Regions from separate parts of the Homo sapiens genome. Here region 2 is linked to region 1. The links are chromatin contacts, found by Hi-C or POLR2A ChIA-PET in ENCODE. All regions are on one chromosome and are shown on one strand. Each heading gives the region's core, a stretch centred on a gene start or an enhancer-like site at or near the end of the contact. The rest is flanking DNA. Distances are from core to core; before and after follow the strand shown. Region 1 overlaps LOC124901596 (a long non-coding RNA gene). Region 2 overlaps LOC101927609 (a long non-coding RNA gene).

The links. Hi-C counts contacts between places; a loop is a spot of excess contacts on that map. ChIA-PET counts read pairs that join two places held with the same protein, here RNA polymerase II (POLR2A).
Region 2: a map of aorta shows a loop between it and region 1 (2.0-fold over the local background). The contact joins two enhancer-like sites. A Hi-C loop is called at or near these places in 2 of 168 maps with a recorded cell type or tissue (PC-3 and aorta). POLR2A ChIA-PET finds 5 or more read pairs at or near these places in 1 of 52 experiments (A673).

What each region holds. Positions count from the first base shown.
Region 1 is chr7:17,093,092-17,097,845 of GRCh38, reverse strand. All of the region lies in intron 1 of LOC124901596 (a long non-coding RNA gene), which reads left to right. Among named protein-coding and RNA genes, the nearest start is that of AHR, 200 kb to the left of the region's middle. RefSeq lists a cis regulatory region at 2,762 and an enhancer at 2,690-2,834. Within about 2 kb of position 2,670, at least 2 of the 41 ENCODE cell types and tissues checked have a DNase peak (open chromatin) inside an H3K27ac peak, as active enhancers do; they include PC-3, where a contact is called at or near this core.
Region 2 is chr7:17,273,035-17,278,216 of GRCh38, reverse strand. The region is part of intron 5 of LOC101927609 (a long non-coding RNA gene); the gene reads left to right. Among named protein-coding and RNA genes, the nearest start is that of AHR, 23 kb to the left of the region's middle. Within about 2 kb of position 2,061, at least 3 of the 41 ENCODE cell types and tissues checked have a DNase peak (open chromatin) inside an H3K27ac peak, as active enhancers do; they include PC-3, where a contact is called at or near this core.

The DNA of each region.
Region 1 (4,754 bases), core at 1,421-3,920:
GTTGGTATTGCCTTATTCCCACAGGGCTTTTGGTTGAAAGCAATGCAGAAATGCAGCAGGCAGGTTTCTTCGGGGCTTCTTGGAGATTATCTGTCTGCCTGTCCGTCTTTCTGTCTATCTATCTATCTATCTATCTATCTATCTATCTATCTATCTATGCACACATATATATGGAGTTCCTGCAAACTTAGTTCATTCTCAGAGAAAAATCTAGCTAATATGAGTTACCTTTAATATTGGTTCCAGAAATAAAAATGTATTTCCCCTGATTCTAATAATTTGGAGAGTTCACTGGAAATTTGGCTGGGGAGAATTCTATCTTCATCAGAAACCTGAAATCAAGAAATTGACTCACTCTGTAATTGTTTAATTAATCATACTTTTACTATTATTCTTCTCAGAAGGCATTTCAAATGAAAAATAATTATGTGTAAAAGTCTTCACAAATGGCTGAACACAAACCCTATGCTGCTAGAAAAATATTGATGAAAAATGTGGAAGTTTTAAGATATTTCTGTAAGACCAAAGATTATATATGAATCATTGAATAGAAATATAATTATAATCCATCCCCCAAAACAGACATTTTAATTTAAATTTTAGTTTTCATGAAGTGGGGATTTGATCTGAAAAAAAAAAAAAAAGAGCTTTGGTGACATGGAGCAGCTGTCACTTAGGATACCAGGAGGGGAAGGAGTCCCTCTCTGCCCATTTGCCTGATCCTAGATAATTGCTGAATGTCAGAGATTGCAGTGTGGCCACGAAAAACAGCTTCTTTTGTGGACCAGTTTTACTTCACATTCTGGGTCTCTGGACTTCAGTGGCAATGGGAGATTCTGTTGGGGAGCTTGGATGGCACCAGGGCTACAGAACCACTAACATGACTAGAGCTACACAAGGGTTATTAGATGAGATGTGCTTCATTGTGATGTCTTTTGTTAACAGTAGTACAACTCAATAACAAAACAAAACAAAACAACGAAACAAACAAGGGATTCCTTTCAATGTGAGAGTGGTTTTCCCATTCTTCCTTGTCATGGTAACCAAGAGATACTGTTAAGAGTGAACAAGCATCCTTTGGAGGATATTATCATAAAATGTGAAATGAGGGTCTCATATCATTTATTTTGATTATCCAATCCTATTTGGTGGATGAAAAATTACAGAATGGGGAAAGGAAGGGAAGCCGATTTCTTTAGCCTCCTGAATTCTTCAGTTAAAGCAGGTGCAAAGAAAAGGTGTGTTTTGTTACTCAACACTTCTATCCACTCAAGAGCCCATGAGAGAATTGAAATCCCTGCTTACCTTCCTGACACACAGAAGCTTAAAGCAAGTTGCAAGGCTTTGCCACATAGTAATCTGTGCAAATCAGAAAGATTAGCTCATGTAAGACTTCTAACAAGAAAAGGCAGCTACAGCTTTTTTTTCTTTTTTTCCAAATTGAAAAAACTATTAAGGATGATATTTAGAAAGATAATTGCTTCTATTTCCCATTTAGATGTTTGCTTCCAAAACCCCTTCAAATACATCTCTTATTTTACATCTAGTATGGAGTGGTTGGGTACTTTACATATTGATTAGCATGTTTCCAGTGCAGTGTTTTCTTAAAACACATTACAATCCTGTCCTTGATGCCCAGAGCTGGTGAGGAAAGCTGGATGGAGATCTACTGCTGCCAAGAGCACCGCACATTGATGGCTCTTGGAAATAGCAGGCACATGCCCACAGCCACCACTTCCTCCCAACCCACAAATGAATGCTTTATATATTAGGGAATTTCAGAATTCTTATTTCTGGCTTCACTTGAAATGATATGAAGACTCAGCAACACTAAGCTTGCGTTCATCTTTGATGACAATGAACTAGAGCTGATTAGTGGCTGCCTCAGTGGCTACTGTCATCACCCTTCACCCTGTCTAGCACTGTAAGAATTTTAATTTGCAAAACAAAGCCTTGGCATATCACAAGTAATATATGTCACAATAGATTTCCTCTTAGGTTCTAACTCTATGGAATCTACCTCTGAGTGAATATTAAGTCAGTCTTTCATCAAGAAGTATTTGTTGAATGAATATGTTATTGCCCTTGATTTACCTATGAAAACATTTTGTGGTGCTTCTGCTTGATCCAAAACATGAAGCAAGTACACTGTAAACCTTAAAAAATAAAGTTCTTGCCTGAGCCTTCCTAGCAATTACAGTATGAACCTCATTAGTTATTTCATTATCATAAATTCTCATTTTTTGTCCTCTTTCCTGTATATTGATCATGTCTACCCAATGAAACTGTAGCTCATCAAAGATCAGGATGTTTGTCTTACATCTTCATGATCCTCCACGGTGGTTTGCACATGGCAATCATGGGATAAATGCATATGCATTTATTTAAAAGCTTATGTGAAGCAGAAACATCCCAATATCGTCCAACTGTAATGACGGTGCATTGTCTGAGACCATCCTCCTCTGCCTTCTCTTCCTTTATAGGAATAATCCAGGGCTGAATCACACAAAGCAATGCCAACCAGTTTTTCTAGATGTGTCTTCTATTGGCTTTTTTCCCTCAAATCACAAGCAAGGCTCCTTTGAAGCAGGCCCTGCCAGAGGCATGATAATGATCAGGCTGAGATTATAATGAGCATGCAGCGTTGGAACACAGCACTGGTTACTGGCACTTACATGTTCACACCAGGCTCTGCCAAACCACATGTGCTCCAATACAAGGAGCTTCCTCTCAAACACTGGGCAGGCTCACAGGCTGCTCACGCAAGGAGATGAATCAAGAGCCCTGAAGGCAAGTAATAAACTCCCCTCTTCTTGGCATAGGCCATAGTCTAAAATGGATACAAATTGATTCCACAAACATAGATAATGATCTAAAGTGAATGCACCTAGACTCTCCCCATTGAAAAAGGAGCCATTAATAGATTGAAGTTGACTAGGTAGAAATGGAAATTTTACTCTTGGTTCAATGGGTTTAGGCAGTATGTGGCCATGGTCCCATAAATATAACATGATGACGTGGGCAAGTGGGTTTAAGAAATCTAGCCTTTTTCCTGATACTTTATTTTTGTCTTATCTTGTGCTGGTACAGTACATGGTATATTGCAAGTGCCCAACGACTGCTGTTGGATGGAACTGTCACTTTATTGTTAATAGTTACAATACTTAAATAGAATCTAAATCCTCATACTAAAAAAAAGAATTGTCAGCTTTAGAGAAGGCAAGCGGTTGCTGGTGAAAAATACTATAACTACATTCATACATAATCTAAAACAAGATGATTTTAAAATCAAAATGGTATTGTTTCATCATAAGTAAAAACAGGGAAAAAGATTATATTGATGCTCCCTTTTACTGCCTAGGTCTGTTGGGAGTTTTACTGAGTTTCTCGTGGGATATTAGCAATGCTGTTTGAATATGGTTTAATCACATTAGAGTAACACATGCAGTGATAATTAGTTCAGTAGGTAAGTGATTAATACAATAAGAGAAGAAATATTTATGTGGGCCTGGTTCTCATAATTTCTTTTCCCCTGTATAACCCACCACTGGCAATTCTAGAGTGACTTACATGGAAAAGAAACAAAGTGACAAGACCTCACATGCATTTGTGTCCAGTGAGTTATAAGGCTTGCCATCAGTGTTAATAGTAGGAATACCACAATTTTTTAAAGAACTGGTTTTTGATTTCAGTCTAAATTCTACCTCCTACCATCTCATCTAAATACTGCCCCTGTACCCACCTCATTTATGCTCTGAATTTGCCATATTTTAATATCTCTAATGCACTTACATTTTGAAATAACCATCTGTATAAACATTTTCTGTCATATTTACCACAGAGTAGGTGTTCAATAAATATTTTCCAAAAAATTAACAAATGAGAATTTAATATTTTCAAATAAAGTGACCACGTCAAAAATTAAACACATGTTCTTTATTTCCAAGTACACATTTCTGAGGTATCTTTGAGCGTTAGCCCATCTCTCATTCCATCTGAGCATTACTGTCCCATTTCTCAGCTTGGGGAGAAGGGGTAGGGACGTGGGAGGTTCAGGGATAGGGAAGAGTGGGTCTCAAGAAAGAGATACAGATTTGCTTTTCACTATTTTTTTTTGTAACGAAAAAGCAGAAGTTTGATCATTTGTTTTATAGACCACAGTAAACTCTTGATGAACTCAGCTAAAGACTCATTTTCTTGACTCTCTTGGAGTAGCCAAGCAGAAGTCATTGTGTGTGTCTTCCAGGAAGATGCTTTGCTTTGCAGTGGAATGACAGCTGAGAAAGAAGTCCTTTTACCCTTTCCGTCTCCTTCTTCCTCCTGCAGAGACTACAAATGAAGTGGCTAGAACTCACTGAGGCAGTGTTAAGGATGGAAGCTATACAAAGACAAGGGAGAGGAGAGACAGCCCCCTGGTCCACTGACGGCATCATGGGGCCACCATTCCAGCCCTGGATTGGTACCTCTGAGAATTTTTTCAGAGAGAAAAATACATTGTTTCTGCCATCATTATTTAGTGGGGTTTTTCTAAACTATTTATCCAAATCTTTCCTAATCAATACATTATTTTAAAAATTATGCTAAATAATATCAAAATGATCAACTGAGTCTAAATTGCCATGTTAAAATGGCTGTATCTAAATAGCATACATGTTCTACAAAGCTTTTACCTCCTTCATCATTTTAATGCTTACAACATACCCCATAAATCAATTAAAGAAGATATGGTCATATCCATTTAACAAATGAGAATA
Region 2 (5,182 bases), core at 812-3,311, 180 kb before region 1:
CAACATTAGCCAGGTGTGGTGGCATATGCCTGTAATTTCAGCTGCTTGGGAGGCTGACTCAGAAGACTCACTTGAACCCAGCAAGCGGAGGTTGCGGTGAGCCCAGATCGCGGCATTGCACTCCAGCTTGGGCAACAAGAGCGAAACTCTGTCACACACACACACACACACAAAACAAAATAACAACAACAAAAAGAAACAAAACAAAAAAACAGAAAAAGAAAAAGAAAAAAAATTAAGCTTAGCGTCAATAGCTACCATTTCATTCATAGTATTACTGGGTTCTCAATACATGTCACATTCTCTTCTTTGTCTCTTTTTTTTCCTTATTTTGGAGAACAGGATCTTGCTATATTGTCCAGGCAAGTCTCAAACTCCTGGGCTCCAGCTATCTTCCTACCCCTCCCTCCATAAGAGCTAAGATTACAGGCATGAGCCACCACACCTGGCACATGTCACATTCTCTTCTAACACTTCAGGTAGATACTATTGTTAACCCCACTTTACTAAATAAAGAAACTGAGCACTGAGATTCTAAGTAACTGGCCACAGTTTTCACAGTTAGGGTAGATTCCAGAATCCACATTTTAAAGCACTTTGAGCTGGGGCCTGGAAACAAATTAAATAAAACATCAGTGTATTCATTAATGTGTCTGCTTGTTTTCACTGGCAAAACAAACATGTATGTTGCAGCTGGCATTGTTGGATTGAAATAGAATAGTATATTTCTAATGTTAACAGAGTTTTCGTGTAGCTATCATTTTAAATGATGTGACCATGTTTAAACTGTCCTTATTTGAATAATGTAGCCCATTGCAAAATTGTAATAAATAGTATGTTTTTTTCAGCTACCTTATAGAGCAAAGAAGTAGCTTATTGGAAACACATATTCTAGCCTTTAAGATTAATCCGTATTATTTTAGGATTGGGGCTTTAGAAGAAAGTATAATATTTTCATGACATTAGGACTAGTTCTAATTTTATAGCTTGAATCTCATTTGCCTTTGCCCTGTTAAAGATCATTATCTTTTTTTCTTTAAATGTACTTACACCTATGTTGAGACCATTTGTGATCCTGTACTTCTTCCTGTGATGGTTTATTTAATGCCCATCCGTTTCAGTAGACTGTAAGCTCCTCAGGGAAAGGATCCTATTTGTTGTGCTCAGCATTTTATTATCAGTGCCTGACACAGAGTCTGGTATATAGTGGGCACCCAATAAATATTTGTTGAATAAAATAATGCCTGAGGAACTGAATTAATAGACAAACATAAAGAAGTTTTAAAAGCCTTGAGTCAGAAGTGAAAAAATATAGCTGCCGAGAATTAAAAAAAACGACTTTAAAGTTTTAGAAGTATAAATTAATGCAATAAAATGATTTGGAATGTAAAATTAATGTTATTTTATTATTGCAGTTAACATTTATTGGGTACTTACTATGTGCCAAATACTGCGCTAAATGTGTTTTTAAAAATTTAATCCTAATAAAAATAATCTATGAAGCAGGTGCTATTATTGGCCACAGTTTTACATACGAGGAAATGAACCTTTGAGTGGTTAAGCAACTTTATTATGATCTCTCTGCCAGCAAGTAGTGGAACTGAGATAGCTATGCTAATACCAAGTGCTTCCACAGAACTCTGTACTTCCCTCATTATACTCCTCAAACTTCTTTGTAATTGTTTGTCCGGTATCTGTCCTCCCCACTCTATGAAGGCACAGTGTGGGCCTATTAGATTTCACATTTTATTCTCAGAACCAAACAAAATACCTGGTATCCAATGGTAGTAGCTCAAGAATATTTGTCAAACAATATTTGCCAAATGAAGTCAGAGAATAAATAAGCTTATGAAACAAGACTTTAAAATTATGGAGAAAAATAAAAGATTGCTAACATTCTTCAAGGGTTACAACATAGATGCCTATTCCCTGAGATGATTACCCACAGTTGGCTTTTAAAGAGACTGCAGCTAGAAAGTACACAGAATGATACATATATTTGGCACAGAAGCCAGACTCTCCAAGTAAAGCAGCCAAGGGCTCTACATTGTTGGAAGCTGTGCCTCATGAAGGGAAGTAACTCTTTGGCAAAATCTAGAAATGACAACTAGAGATTTTGAATTAATACTTCATAAGAGTGAGGATGACCTTGGCATGAGGACATTATTAAATAAACTATCATTGTAGTGGGATGTTTCTCTCCACCTTCTTTATTCCCCATGGAACTGCTCCCAACCCAAATAAGAACAAACAAAGGACGTAGTACAGCTGCTATCAACTGTACCGATCCCACCCTTTTGTAACAGAGCACAGCCTAGGGCACATGATGCTTAATTTAGAGAGAATTCAAGTTAGAAGCAGATGAGAACTAACAGTTATATCAGATGGAACTGCTTAATATATTCAGGAACACTTAATATACTTAATCAAGTGAAAATTGGCACTGCGGGTTTTTTGTACAGATCACTTATAAGTAGGTTTATCTGGAGGAAGATTAACCAGGGCATGATGGTGAGTGGATGGATGGATGGGTGGGTGAATGGATGCAGGTAATGACAACAGATAATAGAAAGGAAGGCATTTACCAAGAAAACAAAGAATAAATAATACAATTGAATAATCCTTTCTTCAAATACATTTTAAAGTAGGAGTAAAGATGACTATATGTTTGACATATAAAAAAAGAAATTTCTAGTGTTTTTTAAAATGGTATATTGGAGAGGAGCACAATTTAGTCAGTATGACAATGACTTTGGCTTTAGACATAAGTTAGCATATAGCAAAGATCTAAGAGAACAGGTGGAGTTATAAGATTAGAAGGTTCATGAGTGATCAGGAATAAAGACCAAGATTTGGGGATCATTAACATTGACATGGTCACTGAAGCCATCAGCATAGATAAATTTGCCAAGAGAAGAGAGCAACAAGACCAGTAAGCTTTAGAAATACCCACAGAAAAGAGACAAGAGGATAAGTTATAATTAGAGGAGTGGTCAGTGTTGGTCGGAAAGTTTGTTGTTCAGGATGATGGAAGCCAAATTATGGAAGAGTTTCAAGAAGGGCAAGAGTTAAACTTGTGTAATATGACCAAGGAATCAAGAGGGAGAAGATTAAGGAAAGACATTTGAATTCGTCTAAAAGGAAAGTCCCTGACGTGCAGAATATTGGCATATGGAAAGCAGCCAAAAAGCAGATTAAACAGTGAGAAAGTTAAAGGAGGTGGTAAGCATACACTACTTATTTTAAGGACTTTGGGTATAAAAGAAAGGAAAGAAGTATAATGGTGGGAAATGTTAAGGGCATTAGGTTAACAAAATAAAAGGATACTGATATAATAAAGAAGAATCTAATCTTCTTGAGTTAGAAACTACTCCCTCATAGTAAATTAGTAGCTGTGGGAGGCTCAGAAACTCTGTGAGGGCACTAGAGTATTGTTCCCTGCAGTGTAGTTGCGGTGCCTCACAAACCATAGAGGCTATTAATCATAGCTTTAGGAAAACCACTTCCTGTCACATTGGAGAGACTCGATAGGAAATAAAGAGACCATTATATGAGACAGAAGCAGCAGTGTCTGCTTTTCTAGAAGGAATATATATTTAAAGATAACTGTCAAATCAATTTGCAGAAAGTTAATCTGCTGTTAGATTTTAAGCCACTGGGCCATTCCTGTATCGTCGTTATGCCTCAGTTTCTTCATTTGAAAAATAAGGAGTTTATCTTAGTCTATTCTGTGTTGCTATAATGGACTACCTGAGGCTAATTTATAAAGGAAAGAAGATTATTTTCCTTATAGTTCTACAAACTGTATTAGAAGCATGGCACTGGCATCTGCATCTGGTACAGACCTCAGATTCCGTCCACTCATTGTGGAAGGTGAAGGGGAGCCTGAGTGCAAGAAATCACATGGTGAGAGAGACAACAAGAGAAGAAGGGAGGTACCATGCTCTTTTTTAACAACCAACTCTCTAAGAACTAAGAAGTGAGAACTAAGAACTAAGAACTCTGTACAAACTAAGAAAGTGAGAATGTATTCACCCCTGAGGGAGGGCATTAATCTATTCATGAGGGATTCACCTCCAAGACTCAAACACCTCCCACCAGGCCCCATCTCCCAACACCACCACACTGGAGATCAAATTTCAACAAGAGATTTTTGGGGAGACAAACCATATCCAAACTACAGCAGAATTGATAACCCACAAGGAAACTTTTAGCTTTCAAAATCTATGTTCTCCGATTCTTTCCTTCTCAGACAGTACCATTTGTAAAGAAAGAAAGGGTAATTGTAATATAAAATGCAATTATACAATTAAGAATGAACAAAGGCAGCTTCTTTCTTCTTTTTGTCTTCTTTTCCTCTCAATTTTCCTTCATTTTTTTACCCTTTAGTTTAAAAATAATTGATCTTGAAAACTTTTTCATGGATCTTATGAATTATGAAGCTAATACTTCATGGATCTTATGAATGCTAAAGGTGTGAAAATTTCTACAAAATAGTCATTGACTTTTTCTGTACTTTACCTATTATGTAGCTCCCAGGATCCTTGTAAATAGTATTATTATTAGAAATAGCATAAAAAAGTAGTAATAATAAGACCTATCATAATAGTGCTAATTCCTTTGACCTAATTACTTTTTGAAAACAGAATGCATATTATTGAGATGGATTCTTTCATCTGTAGGCTTCTTTAAAATTTATTTGTCAGGGTGTGAGAATTCTGTCCTCCATAGTCCTGTATCTTGTAAACCTTTAATGATGCATGTTGTAATTGTTAGGACCTAAAATACAGAATGTTTTCATTCAATTCAGCACACATGTTTTGAGGAGATATTATTGCGAGATTTGGGATATCAAAATGAAGACAAGGCAGTTACCTACAGGAGCTAAGTATCTAATTGGGAAGGGGAATGGCATATTTATAATAACTATCATCCAGAAGTGAATTTACAACTTAAAATGCGCTTTCACCATCGTTCTCCTTTGACTCTGACTACTACGCTGTAAAGTATATATGCTTCCTAGTTTCCTATTTATAGACGATGAAATCAAGGAAGAGAGAGGGAAAGTGACTTGTACCAAGTCAAAGTTGGTGAATGATGGACTAAACCCTGAATTTCCCATTAAAAATATCAAGTTTGTTCTATTCTGTACAGAGGCAGCAGGATGCAAGAAATGTTTGGA